Regions from separate parts of the Homo sapiens genome. Here all the other regions are linked to region 3. A link is a contact called in ENCODE Hi-C or POLR2A ChIA-PET data. All regions are on one chromosome and are shown on one strand. The core of a region is the stretch at or near the end of the contact, and the rest is flanking DNA. Distances in the headings are between cores, read along the strand shown. Region 1 holds the start of ZNF197 (zinc finger protein 197). Region 2 holds the start of ZNF35 (zinc finger protein 35). Region 3 overlaps ZDHHC3 (zDHHC palmitoyltransferase 3).

The links. A loop is a pair of places that touch in the nucleus more often than their neighbours do. ChIA-PET counts read pairs that join two places held with the same protein, here RNA polymerase II (POLR2A). Pooled maps may share reads with other maps.
Region 1: a pooled map shows a loop between it and region 3 (2.2-fold over the local background). The contact joins the promoter of ZNF197 here to the enhancer-like site in region 3. A Hi-C loop is called at or near these places in 1 of 50 pooled maps. POLR2A ChIA-PET finds 5 or more read pairs at or near these places in 3 of 52 experiments (HEK293, activated CD8-positive, alpha-beta memory T cell and naive thymus-derived CD4-positive, alpha-beta T cell).
Region 2: a pooled map shows a loop between it and region 3 (2.3-fold over the local background). The contact joins the promoter of ZNF35 here to the enhancer-like site in region 3. A Hi-C loop is called at or near these places in 1 of 50 pooled maps. POLR2A ChIA-PET finds 5 or more read pairs at or near these places in 3 of 52 experiments (CD8-positive, alpha-beta memory T cell, PC-3 and naive thymus-derived CD4-positive, alpha-beta T cell).

Annotation. Positions count from the first base shown.
Region 1 is chr3:44,623,207-44,626,420 of GRCh38, forward strand. ZNF197 (zinc finger protein 197) reads left to right here and starts at 1,830. Exons shown (of 6, transcript NM_006991.5): 1 at 1,830-1,937. The region is part of intron 2 of ZNF660-ZNF197 (ZNF660-ZNF197 readthrough); the gene reads left to right. All of the region lies in intron 2 of ZKSCAN7-AS1 (ZKSCAN7 ZNF cluster antisense RNA 1), which reads right to left. It overlaps ZNF197-AS1 (ZNF197 antisense RNA 1), which reads right to left and starts at 1,591. Exons shown (of 2, transcript NR_046658.1): 1 at 1,516-1,591. RefSeq lists a silencer at 1,834-2,183 and an enhancer at 2,163-2,665.
Region 2 is chr3:44,647,406-44,650,570 of GRCh38, forward strand. It overlaps ZNF35 (zinc finger protein 35), which reads left to right and starts at 1,327. Exons shown (of 4, transcript NM_003420.4): 1 at 1,327-1,429. It overlaps ZNF660-ZNF197 (ZNF660-ZNF197 readthrough), which reads left to right. Exons shown (of 8, transcript NR_147692.2): 8 at 1-1,066. It overlaps ZNF197 (zinc finger protein 197), which reads left to right. Exons shown (of 6, transcript NM_006991.5): 6 at 1-1,066. All of the region lies in intron 2 of ZKSCAN7-AS1 (ZKSCAN7 ZNF cluster antisense RNA 1), which reads right to left. RefSeq lists enhancers at 1,012-1,571, 1,450-1,619, 1,700-1,809.
Region 3 is chr3:44,953,141-44,956,512 of GRCh38, forward strand. All of the region lies in intron 2 of ZDHHC3 (zDHHC palmitoyltransferase 3), which reads right to left. Among named protein-coding and RNA genes, the nearest start is that of ZDHHC3, 21 kb to the right of the region's middle. Within about 2 kb of position 1,958, at least 9 of the 41 ENCODE cell types and tissues checked have a DNase peak (open chromatin) inside an H3K27ac peak, as active enhancers do; they include PC-3, where a contact is called at or near this core.

The sequences.
Region 1 (3,214 bases), core at 580-3,079, 330 kb before region 3:
CCTGGGCGACAGAGTGAGACTCCATCTCAAAAAAAAAAAAAAAAAAAAGAAAGAAAGAAAGAAAAGAAAGTTTTATTCACAACATCAGTTTACAAACTCGGAGAGATAGTCTCTGGCTTGAACTGAAAGTGGTGCTCTCTCTGAAGAACAAAGAGAAGGTTAGAGGTTTTACAAAAAGGAGGAATGTTACATATTGCTCTTTGAGAAAGTTCATTGGCAGTAGTAAGGGTGTGGGGAGCTGACAAGCTCCAGTTGGTGAGCAACTGCGGTGGGCAAAATTAGTCCTAGAGTTGCAGCAACTTATCTCAGAAGCTATAGATAAAACTGGTTTTGGCTTATAATAAGCAGTTTCAGCAGTCAAGCTTACAGAGAATAACATTCCTGGAGCAATGTTGTGTACCCTGAGTGCTTCCCCCAGCTAATTTCTCGACTTTCTTTTATTAGGTATGACAAAAATGACCCAATTCTTATGATCAGCTTTCACATTTCTTAGCATTTACCACCACCTGACACATTTTTATATTTGTTTTCTGTTTATCCCACTAGAAATGTAAGCCCCATGAGAACAGAGACTTTACCTCTTTATCTATGTCCCTAGTGCCCAGAACAGTATTTGGCATATGGCAAGTACTCAGTAGTTGAATGAATGAATGAATCAAGGCTGAAGTTTAAGTATGTTGTTTAATGAATGCCAGGAGAGAACATAAAGAAATAAACAGAATAAGCCTGGCACGGTGGCTCACGCCTGTGATTCCAACACTTTAGAAGGCCAAGGTGGGGGTGGATCACCTGAGGTCAGGAGTTCAAGACCAGCCTGGCCAACATTGTGAAACCCCGTCTCTACTAAAAAAAAAAAAAAAAAAAAAAAATAGCCAGGCATGGTGGCACGTGCCTGTAATCCCAGCTGCTCAGGAGGCTGAGGCAGAAGAATCGCTTGAACCCGGGAGGTGGAGATTGCAGTGAGCCAAGATTGCGCCACTGCACTCCAGCCTGGGCAACAAGAGCAAAACTCCATCTCAAAAAAAAAAAAAAGACATAAACAGAATAACATGAACCTTGCTCATTGAATAAACATTCATCTACAACCTATATGGCTTCAGCTTTGTACTAGGTGCTAAATACATGGGATCCATGCAGACATGGCCTTTGCCCTTTTGGAGACTTGTTTCAGCCATAGTCCCATATAGGGGTGTCAGTTCCAGAAGTCCAAACTTAAGAGACTGAAGACCAAAGAGAGGATCAGAGTGCCAGTTTCCTTTATATACACCTGACTTTACCCAGGGCGATGGACAGCTAGAATAACCTCTTCTTTCAGGGGAGAGATGTCCCTACCATTTGCACATTACCTTGCACCATCAACTTGATTATTATTTAATATCATAGCTCCAATATGTCATCATGTGGGCAAGAGATACACCACAGTAAGCGAATTCACAAGAGGGTGATTTATAAGTCATGTTATTATTTATAGTGAGAATTGCATAAGTTCAAGAAGAGACCAGAAAAGTCACCTACCAGGTCATTCAGACGTGAAGGTCACTCCCTATCAACCTCAATTGAAATGCAAATCAAAATAGAAATGTCCAACTCTCTTAGGAGGCAACAGGCATCCTGAGACCCTGGGTCCTGTCTTTCATCTCTGCACCCTTCCGGTCTGAAACAGCGGCCAGTTCTTGTTCGATGTAAGGAACACTAGTACCCAAGGGCTCAGGAGTTCCGCCTCTCTTCCCCAGTTCTGGGAAAAGAAACGAACCATAGAGATGTGGCTTCCTAGAGATCCGGGATGAGGGGCGGGGTGCAACCGGAAGTCGCAGTATTCTCGGCTCGGCCATTATTCTGTGCCTCGGCTGCCGGAAGGGCTCGTTCCTGTGTCATCTCCTAGCGGCCTGGCGCCGAGGCGGCGGTACGCAAGGCTGGAGCCGCAGCGGGAGCCCCCGGTGAGCGGGGTGGGCTCGGGGGCGGGTGGGCGTGCAGGGAAGGCGGCCCGGGACGCGGGCCTGAGCTTGCTGGGACTGCACAGCCCTCGGTAGCCTCTCCCGGGCCCTGACCCCCGGCATGGTCCGTCGCCAGCTTCGTGTTGGGGTTCGACGTCGTGGCCTCGGCTGGGCAGGCAGCCGGCCCGAGGGAAGTACTGAGGACAGCAGCTCCGAGTCTGTGTGTGTTTGTGGACCGGTGCTCCTGTCTAACGGACTCTGCTGGCGCTTTGAGAAGAGCTGCCTCAGTAGCCTGCTCCCCCAGCTCAGGCCTTTCTGCTCTTCCTCAGTCTTGTCTGAGGCTAATCCACAGAAACATTCTGAGGTTTCCCTATTACCGGTGGCGCCCAGACTCTTGAGGACGGATTTTTTTGTTTGTTTGTTTTAAGGGGTGGAACGATTTTAGCTTTTTTAGTCTTTTAGTTTTGTAATATAATGGTATTTAAAAATCAAACTTGAAAAACTCAAACTTGAAACCACCCATACCAACATTACTTCAGGCAATACATTTTAACACAAAGTACTAAGACCGTAAACTCAGAATAAATGCTGGCCTTTGCGCGCGCGCGCGCACACACACACACACACACACACACACACACACACACTCATTGCCAACCTGTCAGCGACGATTGTTACTGGTTTTCTCTTTTTGCAGCTTACCAGATTAAAGCTTTGTCGTGGACTGGTGTTTGGAAACTGTTGTTTTAGAACAGTTTGGGTTGTTTGGGTTTCATAAGTTTCTTCGTAGATGGAATTGTTTTGGACTTCTGGAATTAGAATCCCTGAATTCAGAATTTGCTCCCATGTCTCAGTTAGCTAAGTGGCCTTGAGTGGATTCGCTCCTCTGATCCTTTTGTTTTTTTTAACTTCTGCTTTGAAAACCTTTTGTGAGAAGCTAATAAAATGTATGTTTAAGAATTTGTTATTTTTATGTTATTTGAAAATTATTCAAAATTCTTTTTAAAAATTCCTTTCCATCACCCCCAGATCAGTTACCAAGGACTACCAAGTTTTTCTCAATTGCCTTATCCCTACTTCGTTTAGAACTTAAGTCATGTGTTTAGACTATTAGAAAAACCTAACTGACCTTTCTTGATATCCAGCCCTCCCACCCCCACCATTTCTCACTAATAGAGTCCTGACACCACTTAAGACTCTCTTCATGCTCAGAGTGAAAAAGGTCTTTCTAATTGTGGTACAGTACCCAGAAGTCGTAAAAGATTGACTGCATGGCAAAA
Region 2 (3,165 bases), core at 77-2,576, 310 kb before region 3:
AACCACACATGTATATGTCATGCTTCAGGAATTGCACTTCTGAGCATTTATCCCAGAGAAATGAAAACTTGCGTTCACACAAAAACCTGTATACGAATGTTCATAGCAGCTTTATTTGTAATGGTCGAAACCTGTAGGCAACCCATATATCCTTCCTTAGGTGGTTAAAACAAATTGTGGTTTATGTATTACCATGGAATACTTGTTACTCTGCAATAAAATTGACTTATTGATATCCATAACAACTCAAATAAATTTCAAGGGAATTAATGCTGAGTGAAAATAATCACAAAAGGCCATATTCTGTATGAAAATATTCATATAACATTCTCAAAATGATAAAACTATAGAGATGAAAAATGGATTAATGGTTGCCAAAGGTTAGGGATGGTGGGAGGAAAAATGGGGAGAGGGTTGGATGGAACTATTAAAAGGTAGCACCAGAAAGGTCTTTGTGGTGATGGAACACTTGTGTATCTTGATTGCAGTGGTGGTTACACAAATCTATAGGTGCTATACCTATACACACATACTGTACCAATGTTGATTTCCTTTTTCATTTTATGTAAGATGTAACCATGAGGGGAAAGTGGGTGAAGGGTGCTATCTTTGCAACTTCCTGTGATTCTATCATTTCAAAATAAAAAGTAAAAACCAACAATGGCAACGAAAACCCAAAACTAAAGAGCTGTAACCAACTAAAGTGTGTGAAACTGATTTGAAAAAAAGTTATAAAATACATGTTTTAGGACAGTTGGGAAATTTGAATATGACTGGTTATTAGATGGTATTAGGGAATTTTTGTTGATTTTCTTACCTGTGACGGTGGTGGTAGTTTGAAGAATATTCTTAATCTTAAGGGATGCATGTTGAAGTATTTGGAATGAAGTGTTCTGATGTTTACAACTTTCAAAAAAATGATTTTAAATATGTATTGAGAGATCAGGCAAACATAGCAAAATGTTCATTGTTGAGTCCACATGGAAAATACGGGTATTCAATGTGCCATACTTTCAACTCTTCTGTACTCTGATATTTTCAAAATAAAACATTTGAGGGGAAATTATCAGGGCTTTCTACAGATTAATGCTGTGTAGCTTCAGGCTCTTGGGTGCGCGCCTCGCCTGAGTGTCTCATCCCTGCTTGGGATGCGCCCCTCCCTGAGGCTCACTTAGAGCTTCCAACAGCACAATCCTCCTAAGCGCTTCTGCCCCATCCCTGGTCTGGGGCGACATTGGACACCCATCGAGAGGAAAGCACCTCCGAGGTTCCTAGAGAGGCCGGCTTGGCGACTTGGGGAGCCGGAAGCCCATCCCGAGGCACTTCCTGTCCGGTCATTGTTCTCGTGCCGGTAGAAGCTGAAGTACCGGTCAGCCAGCCTCCTGCTGCAGAGCCAGTGAACTCAGGTCGGGCTTCTCAGCTGCGCACAGTGAGTGGGGTCGGAGGGGGTGGGCACGAACGTCGAGGGAGAAAAAGGGGCTCTCCCAGGGGCCATGGCCCTAGGAGCGGCCCCTGCGTCCTTTCCCCGGGGACACCAGCCTTGTCTGTCGGGGTGCGGGGGGCAGTGAGTTCCCCACCGCCTCGGAATCCCGGCTGCTGCCCACCTGGGGCCTGGTCCGGGAGAGGATGCACACGGACCGGCCAAGGGGCCAGATAGGTCCCAGGGACAGGGCCGCGAGGAGCCTATACGTGGAAAGAATGGATTGCCACGTTTGGAAATAGAGAAAGGACGTTGAAAGGGAGCCTTTGATAGAGGGCCCTGTGCCGTCTGGGACCGGAGGTCCGTCAGAATCTGATCAGAAGTCTGATGAGAGTACTCACTGTAGGCAGTCTTATACACAAGGTGGAACTAGTCTTAAGGACCTTCATACCAGATTGAATTCGGATAGTGATGGAAAGAATAGTCCTCCAGAATTAAGGTTTGTCACAGGAATGAAAGTATTGCATTACTTAATAAATTCAGTGTATACAGTAAGTGGCCAGTAAGTTGACATGGGGAAAAGAGTATGATCACTTCAATAGCAGCAACAGGGGATTGAATAAGATTTCGCACCCTTTTCCAATAAAACATTCAAAGGGGGTTAGAAAGAAAAATTTCAATCTCTTCATAAGCAATCAAACTAGTAAGGTTATTTTGCTCACAGGTTAAAAACAAAAACCCTGCTGGCTTAGCTGTGATAAAGGGTTACTGTCAATTAGTGGGGGTGTGAATTGGCATGGTGCTTTTGGAAAGCAATTTGACAGTACATATCAACCAGCAAATCCTTGAACCAGTAATTCTCTGATTATTCTAAAGGAATAATTCAGCAAAAAAAAAATATTTACAAAGAAAAACTTTTAAATATTAATAAAATGGAAATATAAACTTTTACTAAATAAATGGTTCATAAATAGAATATGATTAAGTAAATGATAATATAGCCACAATTTAGAATACTATGCCAGAATGAGGTAGTTCTATATGTGTTGTATTGAAAGATTGTTAAGACTATTGTGAAATACGGAAATTGAGTTAAAAAACAATGCAGGTTGCTGAACAGTATATAACTGTGATGATCTAAAGTATGTTTTTGAAAAATAAGCAATATGTGTGAAGGTGAACATATAAGTATGTAAATGCAGAGAAAATGGGTTAGGACTCCCATCTAAACTGATAAGTACTTTGTGTGTGTGTGTGTGTGTGTGTGTAGTGTGTGTAGGTTATATATTTAATTCTATATATTTCTGTATTACTTGATCCTTTTTCAATGAGAGTGAAGATTTATCAACACCATAGGTTATTGTGTAGCATTTAAAATAAGCATGAAGAATGGCAACATGAAAGTAATCTTTTTTTAAATCTTAAGTGTAATATTTTATCTCACAGGACATTTGGAAGCTATGGAAAATGTAAAAATCAAACAAAAAAAATGAAAAGAACCTTAAAACTACCTGTAATTACACCATCCAGAGTTAACTACCCACTGCTAACACGTTGGTATAAAGACTCCCAGTCTTTTTCTTGGGATCCTTTTGTTCACATTATTTTGTATCCTTGGCAATAAAAAATCTTTTTGTTGTAAAATCCTTTTTTAAAAAATGCTATGATGATAATTGTGAAAATATGTATCCCCAAAGTCAAAAACAAGAATTTGTAAAATCATAATTATTAGTAGTATGGTTGGA
Region 3 (3,372 bases), core at 708-3,207:
AACATGAGGTAACAAAGGCAGGGAAGTCAAGCATCTTCCCAAGGTAACACAGCTAATAAGTGGCAGAAGTAGGGTTCTGACCCAGACAATCCAAGTCTAGAACCTATGTCACTATCAGAAGACAAACATATCATTACCAGGTATTTCTGTTAAGTGACTTGGAAAAAACTTTATTTTAATTGCCTGATGTCACAACATCATTCTACCACCACCAACTACCTCAGCACACTAGTATTAAGATTGAAACAGGCCTAGGATACTAAGGCTGTTTCAATAAGTATCTAGGATAATATGATAATATAAAAAGAAACAATGGAAAGTAGTGGAGACAGGTTCTAAAGAAATGCCAATAATTTCAAGGACTCAACATTCCATCCATTTCAAGCAACAAGAATGAAAACCTGCTTAAATTGTTTCAGGGCCATGGGATCAAAGCCCGTGCACACCCACCAGTCTGGGTAGAAACTCCAACAGCTCTCCCAGGAGCATGGTAACCAACCCCAGGCCTGCATCACTGGCCATGTGTCTCCTCCACAGAAAAGTAAAAGGTAGCTAGTTGGTCCCCAAATGGGCTGCTTTCCTCCCTCTGAAGCCAGAAAGCTTTTCCTGTTGGGATTTATAAGTTGCTCGGGGGCAGGGGTGAGAAGTTGCCTGGCATGAGGGAGAATGCAGCACGATACTCCAATGGACCCTCAGGCAAGTCCCCTAACCTGATGCAGTGAATGTGCCAATACTTCTGGGCAAGATGCACAAGGCGCTTCTCTGGCTGCATCCAGCACCTGGCCTGCTGTTCCTCTTCTATGTTCCCACAGGTCCAACATCATGCTGCCATGCTACCCTTCCAGGAAATACTTGCCACCTGGGCTCTGAACACAGCACATGCTCTGTAAGGCTGTTGAAAGAGACTCCAGAAGGGAATACCAATTGCATGTTTGAAGTGAGCCCCAATATTTCCACTCAATGACTTTTGGCAGCTGAAATGAAAATCAGTGGCCGGTAGTGGTCTGAGATAGTCATGGAGGTCTGTTTACAGCAAGGTGTTCACAGAGTGGGATTCAAGAGGGGTCGGGGTGGGGGAGCAGGTAGACAGACGAATTTTCTTTTCCTTAACAATGTGGTTAAATTGACTATAAATCCAGTCATGCACATCATGATGTTTCAGTCAATGACAAGTCCCTCAAGATTATAATACTATGTTTTTACTGTACCATTTCTATGTTTAGATATACAAATATTATCGTGTTACAGTTGCCCACAGTCAGTATTCAGTACAGTAACACGTTGCATGGGTTTGTAGCCTAGGAACAAGAGGCTATTCAATACGGCGTAGGTGTGCAGTAGGCTGTACCATCTAGGTTTGTGTAAGTACAGTCTATGATGTTTGCACAATGGTCAAATTGCCTAACAACACATTTCTCAGAACTTATCCCCATCAAGTGACACATGACTGTATATTCCTCCTTTTCTCAAGTCTCAGATTTGAAATAATTTATGAAGTTAATAAACGATAAGATCCAAAAAAGGAGGGGCAAAAATATACTGATCATAAGGGTTTATACAATTACTGTCATTGTGTAACACTTGGCTTTGAGCTTCCTGGCAGCCAGGACAAAAAGAAACAATCTACATCTGTCACGTTTAAGCATCTTCTGGGAGACAGACATTGTCTCAGAAATAAAGAAGCCCCTCAGGATTCCTGAGGGAGCTCAGAGAATGAGGAATTTGGAAAAGAAAAGGTGGTGAAACCAAGAAATGAGGAAAAGAGAGAGAAGGGTAGTAAGATAAGGGTTTCTGAGTCCAGTTTGTCTTCAAGAGGCTGCCTCCTCAGGACACATGGAGCCATTCTAGACTTATAAACGTCTAAAGTGTTTCCAGAACACAGAAAGCCCCTATAATGACATTACACAACCTCAGAGTGGGCAAGGAGAAGGCGTCAGGAGACCAAACATGAGCCTGACTTGTGCTCCTGCCCACACCCATGCTGCCTCCAGGCCAGCCTGCCTGTCAAGTGAGGCACCTGCCCTGCTCCTCTGTCCATTTGTCCTCCTCCCTCTGTTTAGAGACCTGTCCCTTTTGCCCTATTTCTCAAACGGCTGTCTCACTTCCAAGGGGGCTGTTTACAAATCTGTGAGTCATTTCCCACTTCCCTTTTCTTTTCAAGCTCTATGTGGACCTATCTACTGCTACATTGGAGTAAATCACTGAAAAATGGTCCAGAAGGCTATAGTGGTTGCAATTGTTCAGATATTACACTTGGAATAATTATTCCAAAGCTGAAAGTGGTAAAGTAACTGCTTGAGGGAGACCACAAGGTTTTTATATATATATATATATATGTATATATATATATTTTAAACTAGTAATGATAACAAACCAAAGTGATACACAATGCATACATTGCTTATAACCTTTGGATATAAACTGTTCTGAAAAAGTATGTGCAACATGAATTCTTGAGATATAAAACATAATCCCATTAGGGAACTCCTTAGAACCCTGCAGTGACCACTTTCTAAAAAAAGACGACTGCAATATTAATAAGGAACCCCTAACTTACCTGCTTATCACCTGGGCTTCCAACTCTGCTCCTTGGAATCCCAGGGTGCCCCAGCAGTGCCTTAGGAGCTCCCGCTTCTGCAGCCCCACCTCTCTGTTTTGCATACTGGGTTTTGCATGAGATATCATGTGCTGGGGATGGGCAGAGGCAGGTGGTAGCATGAAGACCCTAAAATAGGGCACATCTATAGAACATGCTCTCAGTTGCTTCCCTTACTAATGGTAGATATTTGACAAATTCTTCATTTTTGGGGCCAGTTATCTTTGGGGCTACCAGCAAAATACACCTCTGGGAAGCTAACTGTTGTTTAGGATACAGTCTGTGCCTCTCACTGCTTTGGGATTGGAAGCTGGCAACACACCACAGTGAGAATCATGCTGTTCTGCATCCACTGCAAGGGCCAGCTGGCCAAGGTCCCTGGAGAGGCTGTACGCTTCAATGCAGTGGGTAAAGAACCCATGTATGTGAGGGCAGTGGGAATGCCAGGGCAGAAGGCTCCCCTCTCACTGCCCAACATCCAGTTCCCTGTTTTCACATGCCTTACAGAAACCAATGACCTCCACACACACTCTCTCCAACCCTGATCCTCCATCAGCTCCAGACTGACTATCTACTGCCCACCTAGCATCTCTCCTTGCACATAATATAGTGGCAGTCTGACTAGAACATAAGCCTTGATTTCTCCTCCAAAATCAATAATGGGCACCAGTGCTCCCCAGGCTGCTCTAGCTAAGACTCTGGAAGGTATACTCTCCAATCTCTCTCCATTCTGTCAGTTCTGAACTGCATTCTCAGGCCTGGCCTGAGAGGTAAAT